2 separate regions of the Homo sapiens genome follow, and region 1 is linked to region 2. A link is an interaction called in ENCODE POLR2A ChIA-PET data of the cell type or tissue named here. Cell type or tissue: MCF 10A. All regions are shown on one strand.

The links. Peaks named below come from ENCODE experiments on the same cell type or tissue, not always from the same donor. Only the 100,000 strongest peaks of a DNase experiment are listed, where the experiment ranks them.
Region 1: POLR2A ChIA-PET joins it to region 2 with 5 read pairs; 2 of 35 experiments call an interaction of 5 or more read pairs at or near these places.

The regions. Positions count from the first base shown.
Region 1 is chr2:174,138,948-174,143,947 of GRCh38, forward strand. OLA1 (Obg like ATPase 1) reads right to left here. Exons shown (of 11, transcript NM_013341.5): 5 at 2,878-3,053. Among named protein-coding and RNA genes, the nearest start is that of OLA1, 110 kb to the right of the region's middle. In MCF 10A, no CTCF peak of the experiment used is centred here; no DNase peak of the experiment used is centred here.
Region 2 is chr2:174,061,974-174,066,973 of GRCh38, forward strand. LOC105373746 (a long non-coding RNA gene) reads right to left here and starts at 658. Exons shown (of 3, transcript XR_923589.3): 1 at 431-658; 2 at 1-61. RefSeq lists an enhancer at 922-1,541. In MCF 10A, no CTCF peak of the experiment used is centred here; a DNase peak (open chromatin) is centred at 1,918.

The DNA of each region.
Region 1 (5,000 bases), 77 kb after region 2:
TCTAAGTATAATGCTTTCCAAATAATCGATACAAAATAAATTGTTCCTTAAGCCCTCCTAACTTCATTTTTCAAATTTCATTTTTCCAAATGGGATGTACATACACTTAAATAGATTTAAAATTAACCTTGATCTTGATGACTTGGTATTATAGATTGAATCCCATCCCTGATACTCAGAAAGTGAACTTATTTGGGAATTAATTAAGATGAAGCCATACTTAGAGGAAGGTGGGCCTTTAAGCCAATATTACTTGTGTCCTTATAAGAAGAGAGAAATTTGGACAGAGACACACAGGAAAGGTGGCCATGTGAAGACTAAGGCAGAGATTGGAGTTCTGCTGTCACAAGGCAAGGGACACCTGGAGCTACCAGAAGCTAGAACTTCTCCCCCAGAGAGGCTTCAGAGAGAGCATGGCCCTGCCAACACCCTGACTTCAGACTTCTCATCCTCCAGAACCGGGAAAGAAGACATTGTTGTTTAAAGTCATCCTGTTCATGGTGCTTGTTACAGCAACCCTAGGAAACAAACACACTTGGCTGATACCAAGAGAAAATGCTTATCCCACTCCTGCCTTCTTTATTTAGTGCCTGGGTTTTACTTCAGACAGCAAGACTCACTATAGAAGGTGTATCTTGGCCGGGCACAGTGGCTCACGCCTGTAATTCCAGCACTTCGGGAGGCCGAGGTGGGTGGATCACGAGGTCAGGGGTTTGACACCAGCCTGGCCAATACAATGAAACCCCGTCTCTACTAAAAATACAAAAATTAGCCGGGTGTGGTGGCATGCACCTGTAGTCCCAGCCACTCAGGAGGCTGAGGCAGAAGAATCACTTCAACCAGGGAGGCGGAGGTTGCAGTGAGCCGAGATAGTGCCACTGAACTCCAGCCTGGGCAACAGAGTGAGACTCAGTCTCAAAAAAAAAAAAAAAAGAAAGAAAGAAAGAAAAAAAAAAGGTATATCTTATGTCAGAGTATATCTACCTTGCTCTCAGGAAAAACTCTTCTTTAACATTAAAAAGTCAGCTCATGTTTCATGCTAGAGTATATTTAACCTAAGTCTTTCACGCTTATTGACATAAAAATACAAATGGCATCCAAATCTAGAAACTGGAAACTTAATAGGAAAAGAGGTTTGAATGTTGAATTTCTGAAAGATTACCCAGAAAATAAAGATACATTTAAATGAACAGGAAGAATCAACAACATTAAAGAAGAATAGGTAAATACCTGGTAAACAAAATGACCTGCCTATCTTTCTCATAAATTTCAAGTAGCTATCTCTTTTATATCCATCACATTTTTGTACCTTTAGACCATTTGCTAGAGAACTTAAGAAATATATTTCTAAAAGAAACTTCCCTACAGTAACTAGTTGATATCATAATCATATAGTTATCCCTTTTCTTTTCTTTTTCTTTCTTTTTTTTTTTTAATTGAGACCGAGTCTCACTCTGTCGCCCAGCCTGGAGTGCAGTGGCATGATCTGGGCTCACTGCAGCCTCCACCTCCCAGGTTCCAGTGATTCTCCTGCCTCAGCCTCCTCAGTAGGTGAGATTACAGGCGTGCACCACCACGCCTGGCTAATTTTTGTATTTTTAGTCGAGATGGGGTTTCACAATGTTAGCCATGCTGGTCTCAATCTCCTGATCTCAGGCGATCCACCTGCCTTGGCCTCCCAAAGTGCTGGAATTACAGGATTACCCTGCCCAAAATCCCCTTTGCCATCATGGGTCTAGTACATGGTGATGGCTTAAGGTAAGCATCTGTTAGTCTGACTAAATTCTATGCTCAAACCACAAAGACATCAGGCACCAAGGAGTTAACACTCCTAGGAGTAGCCCATAGCCAGTAACTGATATAAATTGGTTGATAATTACCCCAGCTTCTTTACTCTTGCCAATGGGGGTAACCTGCTCATTTACATACTGTGTGTTGGTTACTTTCTCTTACTAGTTTCATTTTATTTTATTTTTAAAAATATTTTATTTATTTATTTATTTGAGACAGAGTCTCACTCTATCACCAGGCTGGAGTGCAATGGCACGATCTTGGCTCACTGCAACCTCCGCCTCCCGGGTTCAAGCAATTCTCCTGCCTCAGCCTCCCAAGTAGCTGGGATTACAAGCACCTACCACCACACCCAGCTAATTTTTGTATTTTTAGTAGGGACAGGGTTTCGCCATGTTGGCTAGGCTGGTCTTGAACTTCTGATCTCAGGTGATCCACCCGCCTCAGCTTCCCAAAGTGCTGGGATTATAGGCGTGAGCCACCACGCCTGGCCAGGGCACCGTTTCTTAAATGTTAAAGACAATTCAATCATATGTAAACTAAAAGCTTCAAAATACATTTTGGAACATTTATTACAATGTTACTAATAATCATTCATTATAATGTGATAGAAAACACATTTGAATATTAAGAACAATGAGGCATGTTTTCATTCCATAAAATATTAAAATGATCTGTCTACTTTAAGAGTGTATTCATTTAGTCCACCCCTATGGAGAACCAGGTCTTTGTATAAATCACTTCTTCAAATCCATGAAAACTGTATGAGTCATTTCACCAAATCCAGTAAGTTTTTCATCATAAACCACACTTTATTAACACTAAAACTTGAAGGCCTACATAGTAATCATGTAAACACTCACTATTACTGCTAACTACTGCTTGCTTAGAACCGCCTAAATAGCCTATCACCATGGCCCTTGGTTGTTTAAAAATAAAGTTCCTTAACAATTTTTTTTAACAGAAATAACCCTTGGCTTCTAAAATTCCATAACAATATTAGATGTATCATATGCATTATTTAAAAAATTTAATCAAGAAAAATAAACTCTTGAGTATCTAAAGAAGCTGTAAATTTTTACTTACATATTCAGGTTTTAGTTTTTTATCTCCTCCTCTCACAGCCACCTTTTCTAGTTTATCTATAATGGGCCCAATCATTTCCTCATCTTTAAGCTGAAGCTCTTCATGTATTATTTCTATATCTCGAATAGGATCTACACTTCCTTCAACGTGCGTGATATCATCATCTTCAAAAGCACCTAAAATGAATTAAAGGGAAGCAATTCAATAAACAAATAATACAGCGTGTTCATTATGATAGAGTGAAAGATTCCTAGAAGGTTAACAAATAAATATAATAAATAAATTACTCTGGCTTCTTGGCAAGTAGGATATAGCATTTTTCCCCCATTTAGTAATACTGAGGCTACTGGCAATAAAACTATAGTTCAAGAGCCTCCATATTTCAAAAATTGATTTAAATAAATAAAATTATGGTCTTTACAAAAACAAAATTATGTTCTAGAACTACTGGCATTTCCAAGTTTGGTAAATTAAAAGATACTGAATTCCAGGCATGAAAGATTGAAGTTCTAAACTGCACTATTAGGGTTTCCAAGGGAAACCAGATTTAGGGAGGGGGGGTCTGAAATCATCTGGCAGACCTCTTCCCTGCTTCAATCTACTTTATCACTGTGGTTCTGACGGTGATTAGATAATGAACCACTCAGACACACAATTTACACAGCAGCTAATTTCATCGGCCTGATTTGAGGGTATGGTTTTTAGGGGGCTATCAAAGAAGCAGATGAAGGTGCATTTGTCATATATGAGTGACAACCATTCACACTATCTGAACAAAATGATGCTGGCCCTTATTAGAAACACATGCTATTATCACATATTTAAAGTGCAGTTGAAGCCATAATTTCAAATTGCCAACTGGAAACATAAGGGTAAAACAACCAGATATTACTGAAGCATGTGTACTGACTTTATGCCCTTTTGAAGACATAATGTGGCAACATAATTCAACTGGGATTTACTCAAATTACCAGATAAAGAATAGTATCATAAAAAATGAACAAATACTAAGAAATATTACAAACAGAAAGCAATGATATATCCACCAAACAATACACACATTTATAAACAAATTAATTTCATTAAAACTACCAATTAGATTATAGTCCCAAAATGAGATGTTTTCAAACATAAAGTATCAATTATTTTAGACAGAGGTATCAAAAAAATCATGAGAGTTTGATTGAGTTTGGTAAGAGAAACAGTGAACACAGCTCATTCTTAAATACCAAAAACCAAGATACTCTTGATACAAGTTATAAATTGTTTTTAAATATAATTTCCCAGAATTAAAAATAATTAAGTTGTATCTAAATGTGGATTATTCAGTAACAATAAAACATAAATATACTATTACAATTAAAGTATAGGTATGTAAAGCAATATTTAAGTTTTTTGCATACAAATAATATACTATTTAATGTCAAATTCATATGAGCAAAATTAGCAGAAATGAGGAGCTATATTATGTTTTACTAACAAACACAATAGACAGTGGTTTAGGTAAATTTTTTGAATCTTTGAAAATATGAAGGAAATCTCCCTAAAAGCACAATATTATTTACTTCTTGTCAAGATTTGAGGCATCTTATGCAAATAGCATGATAAAATAGGAAAATAAAAATGGAAGCTTCCTGGCAGTCAAGCAACACAAATAACACTGTAACTTACAGGAGTGACTAAGCTTTCTGTGACACTCAGAATGAAAAATATCCTATATAGTTGTCTCTATGTAGGGTCCAAAGACTAACCATAGTGATGTCCTCAACAACATCCCTACAGTAAATGCATTAGCAGGTTTTAAATGGCAATTCTTAATTACAACCCCCAATTTTAACCAAGTGGATAATAGAGAGAAACTTAGTAACTGCAATTCTTCTGAAAGCAAAGAAAACAAAGCCCTCTGATGATCTAAAAGAATCCAAAGAAAAAAAGAGAATAAAGGAGGAAGGGGAAGAAATCATGTGTCTATCTTGCAACCTTCAAATTATCTTTTAGGTTGGGTGTGGTGGCTCACACCTGTAATCCCAGCACTTTGGGTGGCCAAGGTGGGAGGATCACTTGAGCCCAGGAGTCTAAGACCTGGGCAACAAGGCAAGATCCTGTCTCTACAAGAAATTTTT
Region 2 (5,000 bases):
GGCTGCTTCTCTGCCTCTCGGTTTTCCTTTCCATAGCTCCAAATACAGTCCTTCATCAAATCTATTTTCAAATAAAAAAAAAGGAATGATGTCCAGCGGGCCCTGGAATTCACCCCAAGCCCTCGCAGGAGGAGGAGGGTGAATGGATAGCTTGGCCAGGCACCGTGGCTCACGCCTGTAATCCCAGCACTTTGGGAGGCTGAGGCGGGTGGATCCCTTGAGCCCAGGAGGCAAAAGTTGCAGTGAGCAACCCCTGCACTCCAGCCAGGGCAACAGAGCAAGACCTTGTCTCAAAACATTAAAAAAAAGAGACAAAATGGATAGCTTTTCTTGTCTCCCTTTTTGTATCAGGGAGGAAAAATTTCCCTGGCAAAGCTTTGCCAAGCCTGCTCCCCAGACCCTCATACTTTCCAGGCCAGAGCTGGCTCACCTGCCTAGCCCTATCACTGGCAAAGGAGAAGTGGGATATCATGATGAATTTAGAGCCATAATGATTCATTTTCTGAAGCTGAGCACACTCGCTGTCTATGGAGCAAAATGAGATTTTGTTGGCAAGGAAAAGGGGGGTGTGGTGGGTTTGTGAGACGGCGATGGTTAAACAATCAATAGTGTTTGTGATGTCTGGAGGCATTAACAGGTGAAAGGTGGGACCCTGGTCCCAATGCCTGAGTTCATCATTACTATTCAATGAGTGCATAATAAGGAAATACATCTTCCATTTGCTATATTGTGAAATTGGATAAAGCCCTCAGTCAAACCAGATATCCTACGTGGCTTTGTAGGAGTTAAGTCACAGAATAGGCTCCTTCCTTGGAAATAAAACTTGACCAAGTCTCTTCCCTAGAAATACAGTTCTTCATTAAATCTATTTTCAAGTTTAAAGTAATGATGTCCCAAGGTCCTTGGAATTCACCCCAAAATGACGCAAATACAATAAGCCAAATGGCTGAAATCACTTACACACAACATTTGACCAAAGCAAATCAGCTTGCTCTCATGCTGTGATCAGAAGAGCAGCAAACTGGAGGCTTTGTTTGAAGCAAAAAGAACACTGAATTCTAAAGACAAGGATCCTCAGGGGGAGAAGAGAGAGATTAGTAAACAGGGTTAGTTAATCCACTCAGACAAGAGCCTCAAAAGTTCAAGGGGTGGTCTGTTGCCTGCACTTCCATGGGATTTCAAAGGATTGCAGTGAGAGGCCGGGAACCAAACACGTCACTCTCCGCAGCCGCTGTCCCATTTATATCATTGATATCAGCAGCCAGGACTGCTCTATTCTACGAAAGGGATGGAACTTTCTCGAAGAAGTGTAGTTGCCCCAAATAGAGACTGCTCAGATTTGGCGGGCCTCTTGAGAGCAAGAACTGAGGAATCTTATCACAAAAATGGGAAGATAAAAGGCAGAGCCTAATGAGAGAACACTGAAACCCTCGTATTTTTTATTCCCTGGAGCAAAGTAAAGAACAGGCATAGAGGAGTCAGAGGGCCTGGTTCTCCTAGGACTGACCCCCACTGGGAAGCGCTGTAGACCGCCCAGGTTGATAAAATGTTGTCACCCTGTGAAAGCAACACAATCCAGTAACTAAAGCGTTCATGAACGGGGGGCCCTGCAGGGTTCTGTGTTAGCTCTTGGAATCTAGGTTCAAAAAACAAAAAACAACAGGGCACGTTGAAGAGGGCTGTGTCAAAATTTCTCCTTTCCCTTCACACCCACGCCTTCCACACCCACTCTGCTGATGGCGTTCACTCCAATTTCATTGAGAAAATGGAAGCTACACATCTAGCCCTGCCTTCCCTCCTATTTACTGGAAGCATTCCTGCTTCTACCAACTGTCAGTCCCTCCACCTATGCTCCAGTTCTCATCCCCTGTAGCTTCTTAAGGACTGGGTCTCTTTCGTCACCCCTCTCCCTCTTGCTTCATCAGCCTCCAGCTCTCCTCCTCTCGGGAACATTCCCCTCAACATCCAGACATGCCCCGGCACGCTCCGTTGCTAAAAAATCTACAGCCAGCCAACCAACCAACCAACCAACCAACCAACCAACCAACAAAAAAACCTCTTTGCTTCCCATCTCCCCCATTTCCATTTCTCTTGTCCCCTTTCTGGCAAAACTTCTCAAAAGAGTAATCTGAACTTGCTTTCAAATTAAACAGAACTTGTCCAGCAGCACCTTTTTTTTTTTTTTTTTTTTTTTTTTTTAGAGTCAGAGTCTTGCTCTGTCACTCGGGCTGAAAAGCAGTGGCACAATCATCACATCCAGCTAATTTTTAGTTTTTATTTTTTGATAGAGACAGTCTTGCAATGTTACCCAGGCTGATCTTGAACTCCTGGCCTCAAGTGATACTCCCATCTTGGCCTCTCAACGTGCTGGATTTTTTTTTTCTTGTTTTCTTTTTCTTTTTTTTTTTGTTGAGATGGAGTCTTGCTCTGTCGCCCAGGCTGGAGTGCGGTGGCGTGATCTCGGCTCACTGCAAGCTCCGCCTCCCGGCTTCACGCCATTCTCCTGCCTCAGCCTCCCGAGTAGCTGGGACTACAGGCGCCTGCCACCTCACCTGGCTCATTTTTGTATTTTTAGTGGAGATGGTGTTTCACCATGTTGGCCAGTCTGGTCTCAAACTCCTGACCTCAGGTGATCCGCCCGCCTCAGCCTCCCAAAGTGCTGGGATTATAGGCGTGAGCCACCGTGCCCCACCCTCAAGCAGAACATCTTTCATCTTCATTTTTTTCAACTGCTCAGCAACATTTGCTGTCTTCTTGAAACCGTTTCTGTCTCCCAGCTGCTCTGACACTAGCCTCTCTGGGTTTGCTCCTCTCTCATTGGCTTCTTCTTCTTCTTCTTCTTTTTTTTTTTTTTTTAGACAAGATCTCGCTCTGTTGCCCAGGCTGCAGTGCAGTGGCACCATTTCTGCTCACTGCAACCTCTGCCTCTTGAGTTCAAGGGATCCTCCCACCTCAGCCTCCTGAGTAGCTGGGATTACAGCTGTGCACCAGCACGCCTGGCTAATTTTTGTACTTTTAGTAGAAATGGGGTTTCACCATGTTGGCCAGGCTGGTCTTGAACTCCTGGCCTCAAGTGATCTGCCTGCCTCAGCCTCCCAAAGTGCTGGGATTACAGGCATGGGCCACCGCGCCCGGCCTCGGCAGTTTTTTTGCTGCGATTTGCTGGCCCCTCCTCTTTCCAGAGACCTTTTGCATCAGGCTCATTTCTGGGCCTTCTCCTCTTTCTGTTCTCACCTGTCTAAGGTGAGCTATTCTGGCCCTCAGGTTTTAAGTAATATCCATATAGTAATGATTCTAAATTTATATACCTGCTTCCTCAAACTTTCCTCTGAGCTTCCAATTGAGACACAACAATTGGTCTTGGTATCTACCCAGTCTGATATCTACCCAAGAGTGTTTAATGGCCATCTCCAACCTATCCTCAAGACATTGAATTGGGTTGTTCGTTTTCTTATTTTTGAGTTTTAAGTTCTTTGCATATTTTGGATAACAGTCCAGAAATGTTCTTTATCAGATATGTCCTTTGCAAATATTTTCTCCCAGTCTGTAGCTTGTCTTCTCATTCTCTTGACAGTTTTTCACAGAGAAGTTTTTAATTCTAATGCAGGCCAGCTTATCAATTCTTTCTTTTGTGGATCATGTCTTTGGTGTTGTATCTAGAAAAAGTCATCGCCAAACCCAAGCTCATCTAGGTTTTCTCCTGTGTTATCTTCTAGGAGTTTTATAGTTTTGGGTTTTACCTTTAGGTCTATGATTCATTTTGAGTTAATTTTTGTAAAAAGAGTAAGGTCTGTATGTCAAGATTTAGTTTTTTGCATGTGAATGTCCAGTTGTTCCAGCACTATTTGTTGAAAAGGCTATCTCTGCTCCATTTTATTGCCTTTGCTCCTTTGTCAAAAATCAGTTGACTACATTTATGTGGGTCTTTTTCTGGGCTCTCCATTTTGTTCTATTGATTTTTTTTTTAATCTATTTTTTCACCAGCACCACACTTTCTTGGATTACTGTAGCTTTATAGTAAGTTTTTTTTTTTTCTTTTTTTTTGAGACTGAGTTTCACTCTTATTGCCCAGGCTGGAGTGTAATGGCATGATCTCAGCTCACTGCCACCTCTGCCTCCCAGGTTCAAGTGATTCTCCTGTCTCAGCCTCCTGAGTAGCTGGGATTACAGGCATGCGCCACCATGCCCATCTGATTTTGTATTTTTAGCAGAGGCGGGGTTTCTCCATGTTGGTCAGGCTGGTCTGGAACTCTTGACCTCAGGTGATCCATCCACCTCGACCTCCCAAAGTGCTGGGATTACAGGCGATTACAGGTGTGAGCCACTGCACTCAGCCTTTTTTTTTTTTTTTGAGACACAGTCTCACTCTGTTGCCCAGGCTGGAGTGCCATGGTACAATCTCTGCTCACTGCAACCTCTGCCTCCTGGGTTCAAGCAATCCTCCTACCTCAGCCTCCAGAGTAGCTGGGATTACAGGCACTCACCACCACACCCAGCTAAATTTTATATTTTTAGTAGAGATGGAGTTTCACCATGTTGGCCAGGCTGGTCTCAAACTCCTGGTCTCAAGTGATCCACCCACCTTGGCCTCCCAAAGTGCTGGGATTATAGGCGTGAGACACAGCCCCTGGCTGCTTTATGGTAAGTCTTGAAGTCAGGTAGTGTCATCTACATTCAAAACAGTTTCTTGATTCCCGCCTCCGCACACACTCTCACACCTGTTTGACTCCCAAGTCTTTCCCATCTCAGTCAATGGCACCACCATGCATCCACGTGCTTAGGCTAAAAACCTACAAATCATTCTTGATTCTTTCCTTCCCAACTTGCATCCAGCCCATCAATATGTCTTCTCAATCCTTCCTCCAGCGAACAGTGCAAATCAGGTTGCATCTTTCTGTTTCTACTAAGTTCGAGAGTGAATCTCGTTGGTACTACTATAACTGTTGTACCTTTTGTCCTCTACAATGGAACAGGCGTGAGTGACCACACTCAGCCCGAGT